2 separate regions of the Homo sapiens genome follow, and region 2 is linked to region 1. Evidence: read pairs that join two places in POLR2A ChIA-PET (ENCODE). Cell type or tissue: K562. All regions are shown on one strand. Links, peaks and the distances in the headings refer to the core of each region. The heading gives the core; the rest is flanking DNA. Region 1 overlaps CARD11 (caspase recruitment domain family member 11). Region 2 has its middle 93 kb from the start of CARD11.

Region 1 (5,376 bases), core at 154-5,153:
TCCCACTGCACTCCAGCCTGGGCAACAGAGTGAGATCCTGGCCTCCTTTCTCCAGAAGGAGAACTGACCCTTCCCCAAAAAACCCAAACCCCCAGCTGGGCTCCTGGATGGCTGAGTGGGGCATTAGCGGTGGCCTCGTCAGTCACCATAAGGAACACTGCCCTTGGGAAATTACAGCGTGTGTGGGCTACCGCGTGTTCCTGCCCAAACCCATGGCAGGCTGGAGGCTAAAGACATAATTCACAGTGACGGGAACTCTTCGGGGTTTGGGAACGGGGTTTGCTGCTTTTGACCTAATGAATTAGCAGCTGATTAGAGCGGCTCCAGTCTGCAGAGGTTTCCATCAAAGCCTTTTCCATCAAAGATCTTCCACACTGGCCACGAGCATGCCCAAGGCTGCCATCTTCCCTCCTCCCCATCTCCAGGGGTGTCAGGACCTGTGTCAGTGGCCTCCCAGGCTGTCCACTCCCCAGGGTGGAACAGAAGCCCCTCTCCCCCTGCAGCCCCTGGTGTGGTCCACTCTGCCAGTGTCATCGAGGGTGACACGCCCCTCAGGACTTCCTGGCCTTTTCTTCCAAAGCAGAACATCTCTTTGATCCCAGAACGATTCCCTTTCTCTCCATCCTCCGCCTCCTGCTCCAAGGCTGATTATCTCTTCCTTTTCAGATCCCAAGCACTGCAAGTCCAGATGCAACGGGAGCCTGGCTCAAGGGACGACAAGATCCAGCCGGAAAGTGTAGAAGTCACACCCCAATGGCGGGATAGCAGCCCCTGTGTGTGAGCACCCCTCCATGCCAGGTACTCGGCATCTGTTATCCCCTCTATACCTCTCTATATATTATGGAGAGACAGGGTCTTGTTCTATCACTGCGGCTGGAGTGCAGTGATGTGATCATAACATACTGCAGCCCTCCACCTCCTTGGCTCAAGTGATCCTCCCATTTTAGCCTCCCAAGTAGCTGGGACCACAGGCACACACAACCAAATCTGGTGAATTTTTTAAATTTTTTGTAGAGACAGGGCCTTGCTCCGTTGCCCAGACTGGTCTCAAACTCCTGGCCTCAAGCGATCTCCCTGTCTCTGCCTCCCAAAGCACTGATTACAGGCAGGAGACACTGTGCCTGGCCGTTCCTTTATATTGGAAAAAACGCAAGTGATGGTGACCTGAGACTTGGCGGAGGGGCGGGAGTAGTGAAGGGAGAGAGGGGCAGAGATCAGGCTGTGACACCAGCCGGAGCTTGGGAGACCATCAGAGAAAAGGCTGGCAGGCCGGGGATGTAGTTGTGATAAGATTGAGGGGCTGGCAGAAAGCAAACCTTGCAGGGCCTGAAGATCAAGATCAAGATGCTGAACATGGGCCAGGCACAGTGGCTTACACCTGTAAATCCCAGCACTTTGGGAGGCCGAGGCAAGTGGATCATCTGAGGTCAAGAGTTCGAGACCAGCCTGGCCAACATGGTGAAACCCCGTCTCTACAAAAAATACAAAAATTAGCCAGGCATGGTGGTGGGCATCTGTAACCCCAGCTACTCAGGAGGCTGAGGCAGGAGAATCCTTGGACCCAGGAGGCCGAGGCTGCAGTGAGCCCAGATGGTGCCACTGCACTCCAGCCTGGGTGAAAGAGCAAGACTCTATCTCAAAAAAAAAAAAAAAAAAAAAAGTTGAACATGGCTTGGCATGGTGGTCATGCCTGTAATCCCAGCACTTTGGGAGTCCAAGGTGGGAAGATCACTCGAGCCCAGGAGTTTGAGACCAGCCTGGGCAACATAGCAAGACCCCATCTCTACAAAAATAATTTTTAAAATATTAGCTGGCCACGGTGGTGTTTGCCTGTGGTCCCAGCTACTCAGTAGGTGGAGGCAGGAGGATTGCTTGAGCTCAGGAGGCAGAGGCTGCTGTGAGCTGAGATCACGCCACGGCACTCCAGCCTGGGCAACAGCGCAGGACCCTATCTCAAGAAAAAAAAAAAAAAAAGATTGGAACTTTATCATAACAGCAAGAGGAAGCCACAGTAGAGGTCTTGAATGAGTAAGTCAGGACGTGAGGCCAGCAACTCTCATGGAATTCGTCCTCAGGTGGGTCACCTCCTGGTCCTTTGCTTCCCAGGGAAGGTGAGCAACACAGCCCTTTCTGTGGAGCCTAGCCTGGGGGTCTGGCACTTGCTTTTCAGCCATTTGCAAAGAGATTGGTGTGGCCTAGGACCTGTCTCACACTGGAAGTCAAACCCTGCCAAAGGTTGGGTTTGAGTTGCGAGTTGCGACAAGCTCCAGCTAAGACTTAGGTAGGGACGGGCCATCCAACCTGCCATGCTGTTAAAGTTCAGAGCCTCGGGGCCTCTGGGCACATTTCTGAGAAAACTGCCTTCAAAGAAACTGCCCAGAGCTTGACAGAGTCACTGGGTTCATCCCCGGTGATGAGGCTGAGTCATGCTGAGTTAGAGGGAAGTGTTAGAAGGGAAAATACATTTCGAATTGCGTCTGAGACATTTTTTTTCTTTTGAGGCTAGCTACACTCTCCATAGATTTTTTCCATGAAATATTTCATACATATAAATATGTATATATAATGTGTATCTATGAGGCAGAGAACAATGAAACAGACACTCATGTCCCCAGTTGAAGCATAACATAATTCCTTGTGTCACCAATGTCCTCAGGGGACCTTCCGAGGTCACATCTGTCTGGCTGCCCCTCCCCATGGGAAGCCACCATTCTGATTTTTATCAGTCCCCTTGTTTCTTGGTATAGTTTTGCCGTATATCCTTAACAGTAGGGTTTTGTTTTGTATGTTTAAAAAAAAAATTATTTTTAAGACAGGATTTTGCTCTGTCTCCCAGGCTGGAGTACAGTGGTATGATGATAGCTCCCTGCAGCCTCAACCTCCTGGCTTAAGCAATCCTTCCATCTCAGCCTTCTGGGTAGCTGGGACTACAAGCACGCAACCCCACACCCAGCTAAGTTTTTATTTTTTTGTAGAGATGGGGTCTTGCTATATCGTCCAGGCTGGCCTCAAACTCCCAGTCTCCCGTCTCGGCCTCCCAAAGTGCTGGGATTTCAGGCATGAGCCATCTCACTCAGCCTTGTTTTATATATATGTATATATTTTTTTAATTTTTTAGAGACAGGGTCTCACTTTTTCCCAGGCTGGAATGTAGTGGTGCCATCGTAGTTCATTGCAGCCTCGATCTCCTAGGCTCAAGTGATCCTCCCACCTCCCAAGCAGCTGGGACTACAGGCGTGTACCACCATGCCCAGCTACTTTGTTTTTATTTTTTGTAGAGATGGTGTCTCGCTGTGTTTTCCAGGCTGGTCTCAAACTTCTGGCCTCAAGCAATCCTCCCACCTGGGCCTCCCAAAGTGCTGAGATTATAGGCGTGAGCCACTGTGCCCAGCCTGTTTTTGAAGTACTTATAGACAGTTTTATACCATGCATCTTCTGTGGCTTGCTTTTTCACTCAGCATCATGTTCCTGAGGTCCACCTGTGCTTATGCACATGGTCATATTTCTTTCCATGTTCACTGCTGGGGAGTGCTCCAGCGTTGAATACACAGTGTATTTATCCACGCTGTTGGACGATGTCTGTGTGTGGTTTCTGGTTTTGGATACACGGTGCTGCTGTTGAACATTCTTGCACAGGTCTCTGGATGCACACGGGTAGAATTTCTCTAGGGATGATATCTAGAAGGGACTCCTGGCATGTATGTTCTGCATGTTCAACCCTACTAGGTGAAACCAACTTGTTTTCCAGCCCTTGCAGGTTTTTTTCATACAGTAACAAATGTCTGCAGGTGAGCCCCTGCTGGGAGCAGAGGTGCAATAGCGTCCTTACTCTGTCACTCCAGTGAGAACAGATGCCCCCAGATCATGGCTCCGGGTGTTTGTGATATGAACTCACCCTTCACCAGGCTACTTTATCTTGCCTGTCCCTCTGCCTAGCAAACTCCCACTCAAAATGCTCCCAGCTCTCTAAGGAGGGGGAACCTCAGGGAGGTCTTCACATGAAGGAGGCGTGGGCTGGAACCCCAGTTAGATTTGCTATGTGACCCTCAGCAAGTTGCTAGGGCTCTCTGGTTCTTGGTTTCCTTGTCTACAAAACAAGGGTGAGCACATCCATCTCTCAGAGCCGCTGTGGTCGTTAAATGAGATGATTTCTTTTTTTTTTTTTTTGGAGACAGAGTCTTGCTCTGTTGCCAGGGCTGGAGTGCAGTGGAACAATCTGGGTTCACTGCAAACTCTGCCTCCTGGGTTCAAGTGATTCTCTTGCCTCTGCCTCCTGAGTAGCTGGGACTACAGGCACCTGCCACCATGCTCAGCTGATGTTTTGTATTTTTAGAAGAGACGGGGTTTCGCTATGTTAGCCAGCCTGGTCTCGAACTCCTGACCTCAAGTGATCTGCCCACCTCGGCCTCCCAAAGTGCTGGGATTACAGGTGTAATCACCATGCCCAGCCAAATGAGATAATTTCTATAAAGGGTCAGGCACGGTGCCTGGCACGCGGGCAGCCCAGTGGGGAAGCACTTCCTGTTCTGCCAGCAGGGCGTGTGGCTGCCCTCTCTGCAGGGTTCCAGAGGATGCTGTTCCTCCCACCGGGGCTTGTGTGGGCGGCTGACACTTACCACCAACCTCTGAGCAGCTTGCAACCCAGGGTCTGTGTGCGAAACGTCTTTGCACCCTCTGTTCCCAGCACAGTGCTCAGCACAGAGCCAGTTCTCACTCAAGTCGGCTGAGGTTGAAGAGGCCCTTTCAGTCCAGGCACTCACAAACTGGTCCACTTTCCCAAGTTCAACTTCACCCCTGGTTGCTAAGCAACTGTGCTGCAAAGGGGCATTAACGATGGGACAGGTTTCAACGAGATCCAGGGTCTGTGATTTCACTGCATCTGAGGTAGAAGGGTCCCTTGGCCGGGCATGGTGGTGTGCGCCTATAGTCCCAGCTACTTAGGAGGCTGAGGTGGGAGGATTGCTGGAGCCTGGGAGCTCAAGGCTGCAGAGAGCTACAATGAGGTAGGAGGGTCCCTTTCATCTCTGCTCTGGAAAGAAGATTTGGCCCTAGTTATTTCCTGCTTAGCTGACAGGCCGCTGAGGTGGCTGCACCGGGTCACCCGGGGTCCCGGGAGGAAGGCTTTCTATGTCACTGAGCACTCTTGTAACACGTGGTTGGCATGTGCCAACTACAACCTCCTTGTTCATGAAAGCTGGTAAGAAATGCTGGTTGGTCTATCCAGACCTGCCTGTCTTCTTGCCTTGAGCTGCTGTTTAATTCCTAGGCCTGTGCCTTCTGACCCCGCAAAAGGTATAAGCTTCTTAACACCTGCCTTTCAGCTCTCTTGTGCATTCATGGTGCTGAGCAAGTCTTTGTACTAAGTAGATGTCTTTA
Region 2 (5,376 bases), core at 140-5,139, 180 kb before region 1:
TATGAAGACAAAGAGAATTTGAATTACTTTAATTCTGCCTTTCCTTGTGACCACTTGGAGTTTTTATTTTACAATTAAAACAGCAAAACAAAAGAACAGAGAAGTGTCATGTTTTGTTCCATATGTGCAAATGTTAGTGTATACGAGAGAGATTTTACTGCATTCAAACAGTATCTGTTGCATCATGGTGATAGAAAATGATTTTGTCTATAGAGGAGAGGCATATTAGAAACAATGGGCTTCAGGTGTCTGTTTTGCCTGGCATACCACTGTCTCCCAGCATGAAGTTCAGTTCTATAAGCATTTACCAGGTCAGGACCCTGAGGGTACAGCAGGGACTGCAACAGACATTTCCAAACCATGCATTCCACAGTTAATTATTTGAATATAAATGTCATAAAGGCTGTAAGAATGATCTAAGAAGTTGCTATATTGTCTAATTCTGTATAACAAATTGCTAGAAAACTTAATGGCTTAAAAAAATACACGTTTATTATGTCAGTTTCTTTGGGCCAGGAATTTGCAAGTGATTTAGCTGAGTGGTTCTGGCTCGGGGACTCTCATGAGGATACAATCAAGATGCTGGCCAGGGCTGCATCATCCAAAGGCTCAACTGAGACTAGAGGATCCACTTCCAAACTCACTCGCATGGCTGTTGGTAGGAGGCCACAGCTCCTCACCATGGGGGCTTCCTCAGAGGGCTGCTTGAGTGTTCTCACAACATGGCGGCCGGCTCTTCCCAGAGCCGGTGATCCAAGAGAGAACACAAAGAGGAATTCACACAATGCCTTTTATAATTTAGCTTCAGAAGTCACACCTTGCCACTTCTATTTATTAGAAGTACTCTATTAGAAGTTACTAAGTCCATCCCCATTTAATGGGAGGCGAATTGGGCTCCATTTTGGAGAGAGGAATGTCAACAAGTTCATGTAATAATTTTAAATTTATTGCCTATCTGTAGATTTGAGACAAGGTCTGGCTCTGTCACCCAGGCTGGAGTGTATGGTGCAATATTGGCTCACTGTAACCTCCACCTCCTGGACTCAAGTCATTATCCCACATCAGCCTCCCAAGTAGCTGGGACTACAGGCATGTTCCACCACACCTGGCTAATTTCTGTATATTTTGTAGAGATGAGGTTTTGCCATGTTGTCTAGGCTGGTCTCAAACTCCTGGGCTCAAATGGTCTGCCCACCTCAGCCTCCCAAAGTGCTGAGATTACAGGCATGAGCCACCAAGCCTGGCCAACACTGAAATTTTTTTTTTTTTTTTTTTAAAGAGATGGGGTCTTGCTCTGTCACCTAGGCTGGAATGCAGTGGCGCTATCACAACTCAAAGCAGCCTCCAACTCTCAGGCTCAAGGGATCCTCCTGCCTCAGCCTCCAGAGTAGCTGGGACCACAGGCCTGTGTCACCACACCCAGTGAATTTGTTGTTTTGTTTGTTTGTTTGTTTGTTTGTTTGTTTTTGTAGGGACAGGGCTCTCACTGTGTTGCCCAGGCTGATGAACTCCTGGTTTCAAGCCATCCTCTCACCTAAGTTTCCTAGGGGATTCTAGCTCTGAAGTGTGAAGGGGAGCTAGGCAGGTAAAGCAGGAGGAAAGAACATTTGGGCAGGGGAAACCGTATGCTTCGAGGTCATGGAGTGGACAGGAGCAGAGCTGCTGCTGTGCGGACGGCAGAGAGGAAAGTGGCCACTGGCGTAAGACAGGCAGGGCTGGGATCACGTCATGGTGAGGAGTTGGAGTTTTATCCTAATGGTGAGAGGAGAGCATGCAGTAGGGGCTTGCCAGGATCTAATTTGCATTTTTCTGGACATTTATGGCAATCCTATGGAGAACAAATCAGAGGGAGGCAGGAATAGATGGGAAAGGAACTCGTTGGAACATGGTTACCCTAGTCCACACTGCAGGGATGATGGCCTGGACTAGGGAGTGGCAGGGGGACTAGAAATAGCCACCTGGGCTGGGCGCGTTGGCTCATATAATCCCAGCACTTTGGGAGGCTCAGATGGGTGGATCACTTGAGGTCAGGAGTTCAAGACCAGCCTGGCCAACATGGTGAGACCCTGTCTCTACGAAAAATACAGAAATTAGCAGGGGTGTGGTGGTGTGCTCCAGTAATCTCAGCTACTTGGTAGGCTGAGGCATGAGAATTGCTTGAGCCTGAGAGGCGGAGGTTGCAGTGAGCTGGGATCACAGCACTGCACTCCAGCCTGGGCAACAGAGTGAGACCCTGTCTCAAAAAAATAAAAATTAAGATAAAATATAAAAATTGTGGTAAGAAAGAGGCACCTGGACCCCAGTCGTATTTACTCATTGGCTGTGTGGGGATGAGGGAGGGAGGGGTCAGAGGTGATGCTCAGGTTTCTGGCTTATGCAGCTGCCCAAGGAGGTGGCAAGTGGAGCCATCTACTCTGACAGGAAAACACTGGAGGAGGGGGAGCAGGTTACAAGAGCAAGATCCTAAACAGCTTCAACACACTCAGCTTGACAGCCCTACCAGATATCCAAATAGCCATAGCACGTACAGAGCCGGATACAGCAGGCTCGAGTTCAAGTTTGGAGATATCCATGTGGCCATGGGTTTAGCTTCTGGGGAGAGAATAAAGGCAGTTGATTAGATAAAAGAGGAGATAAGATGGAAGATGGCATTTGCATCCCCTATTAAGTGAAAGACTTTTCTACTTTTGTGATTTGATGAGATAGATCAAAAATGACCAGTTTAGTGTCCGGGTGCAGTGGCTCACGCCTGTAATCCCAGCACTTTGGGAGGCTGAGGTGGGTGGATCACAAGGTCAGGAGATCGAGAACATCTTGGCCAACATGGTGAAACCCCGTCTGTACTAAAAATACAAAAATTAGCTGGGCATGGTGGTACACGCCTGTAGTACCAGCTACTCTGGAAACTGAGACAGGAGAATCGCTTGAACCCAGGAGGCGGAGGTTGCAGTGAATTGAGATGGCTCCACTGCACTCCAGCCTGGGCAACAAGAGCGAAACTCTCAAAAAAAAAAAAAAAAAAAAAAAAGTTACCAGTTTTGCATAAGCTACTCAGGGTTGGGTTGAGTGTCTGTCACTTGCATCCAAAAAGTTCTGACAAATATACAAGGCAACCCGTGGAGAGTTTGCTCCCTCTGAGAACGATAAAGCAGCTCTTTCTCCCCCTTGGAAAGTAGATGAGAAAGTAATTTGTATGCAAATGGAGATGGATGTGACCTCCTGCTTTATCAATAGCAACTTGTCCCCTTTTCAGAAAACAGAAACTTACGTTCCACTTTGTACAAACGGTACAGTTCAGAATGGCAGCTGGAGGCAAATCTTTCTCTCTCTTTCTCCCCCAATTGCTAAGCAAGATCTCCCTTGCTGTGTAAATGCTTTCCTACCCTTTGACACAATTGCTTCAGGTCTTTTCTCCTGGGTGAAACGTTCCGCAGAAGGGGCCGGGCAGGGAACTTTAATTAGAAAGCAGATCACCCACCCACATGAGATCAAAATTCAGAGTGTACCCGTCCCTCCTGGCTGGCATTCTAGAAAAAGCAACTGAAGGAAGTAGAATGTGGGTGGTCTGACATGTCCACATCAAGTGCCTGGTCAGCATGTCGGTCCTGGGAGGGCAGGACCCTGGGGGTCCTTTCTTAGAAGAACACAAATTATCAAAGACCTGATGTGTTGGGATAGAAAGAAGGATGCCGGCTAAGATGACATCGAGTGTAAGCTTGAAGGCTATAACAAACCTTCCAGTAACAATAATGTGTTTATGCCGTATTTATCACCTACGAAGTGTTTTCACATACAATGCTCACCAACCTCTTCTTAGAGCAATGCCCCATCCTCATGGGATCTAACTTCTGAAAGAGCCTCCAGGTCCAGAAATCCTTGTTCCTTCAGACCCATCTTTGTCATTTTTAGAGCTTAACAAATTCTGAGAGAAGGTGGCAATGTCTTTTGTATTGTCAAACGCTGCATAACAAATCACTCCAACACACAGTGGCTTAGAACAATAGTCGTTTATTACCTTGTGGTTCCCGGGGGTCAGGAATTCAGGAGCAGTTTAACTGGGTGGTTCTGGCTGGATTTGTATCATGGGTTTGCAGTCAGATGTTGGCTGGGGCTACAGTCAGAAGACTTGAGGATTCTCTTCCAAAGTGACTCAGTCACAGAGGCTTCACTTGGTGGAACTTCCCATGGAGCTCCTTGAGTGATGTCACAACATGGCGGCTGGTTTCTCTCAGAGTGAATCATGAGGTAGAAACCACAACGCCTCCTATCACCTAGTCTCAGAAACCATACGCCATCATTTCTGCCATATTCTGTTCCCTAGAAGCAATTCACTGAGTCTAGTTCACACTCAGAAGGAGGAGAATTAGGCTCCATTTTGGAAGGAAGGAGTATCAAATTACTAGTGGAGATATATATAGATATATAGATATGTTTTTTTTGGAGACGCCCAGGCTGGAGTGCAGTGGCACAATATCGGCTCACTACAACTTCCGCCTCCCGGATTCAAGGGGTTCTCCTGCGTCAGCCACCCGAGTAGCTGGGATTACAGGCATGCGCTGCCAGGCCCAGATAATTTTTTGTATTTTAGTAGAGACAGGGTTTCACTGTGTTGTCCAGGCTGGTCTCGAACTCTTGAGCTCAGGCAGTCCACCCACCTCGGCCTCCCAAAGTGCTAGGATTACAGGCGTTAGCCACAGTGCCCGGCCTAGTGGATATATTTTAAAACCAAATCTCTTGAAGCTAAAAAGCTGAGAGAATGGGCATCAAGTCAGTGCAATAATTCATTGAGTAGGGACTAGGGAATCCACCTTCATCACATAAATTTTCACTTTGCAGCGAGCATTTTTTATTTTTTAGGGTCCTGGCAGGAAACAGATGGCACGTTCAGATAGTGAATTAGTAGACACAAAAAAAGCAATCGACAAAATCCAACACCCATTCATGACAAAAACCATCCACAAACTAGGAATAAGAGGGAACTTCCTCAACTTGATGAAGTGCACCACAGAAAACCCACAGCTAACGTTATACTTAATGGTGAAAGACTGAATGCTTTTCCCAAAGCTTGGAAATGAAGCAAAGACATTCATTCTCACCACTTCCATTCGGGAATTTACTGAAGATTCGAGCCAGTAAAATAAAGCTAAAAATATATAAAATAAAGACATCCAGATTGGAAAGAAAGAAGTAAAACTTTTTTAGTCACAGATGGCATCATCCTATATGTAGAAAATCTTAAGGAATCCACCAAAAAAAAAAATCCTCCTACAACTAGTAAATTTAGCAACTTTGCAGGATACAAGATCAATATATAGAAATTAATGGAATTTTCTATACTAGTCATGAACAATTTGAGAATGAATTTTTTAAAGTTCA

The links. ChIA-PET counts read pairs that join two places held together with the same protein. Peaks named below come from ENCODE experiments on the same cell type or tissue, not always from the same donor. Only the 100,000 strongest peaks of a DNase experiment are listed, where the experiment ranks them.
Region 2: POLR2A ChIA-PET joins it to region 1 with 5 read pairs; 4 of 35 experiments call an interaction of 5 or more read pairs at or near these places.

What each region holds. Positions count from the first base shown.
Region 1 is chr7:2,953,922-2,959,297 of GRCh38, reverse strand. It overlaps CARD11 (caspase recruitment domain family member 11), which reads left to right. Exons shown (of 25, transcript NM_032415.7): 2 at 667-798. The coding sequence starts at 792. Among named protein-coding and RNA genes, the nearest start is that of CARD11-AS1, 13 kb to the right of the region's middle. RefSeq lists a silencer at 4,556-4,615. In K562, for the core only: no CTCF peak of the experiment used is centred there; DNase peaks (open chromatin) are centred at 2,397, 2,687 and 3,927.
Region 2 is chr7:3,133,683-3,139,058 of GRCh38, reverse strand. No RefSeq gene overlaps it. Among named protein-coding and RNA genes, the nearest start is that of CARD11, 93 kb to the right of the region's middle. In K562, for the core only: no CTCF peak of the experiment used is centred there; no DNase peak of the experiment used is centred there; H3K27me3 peaks cover 1,522 bases.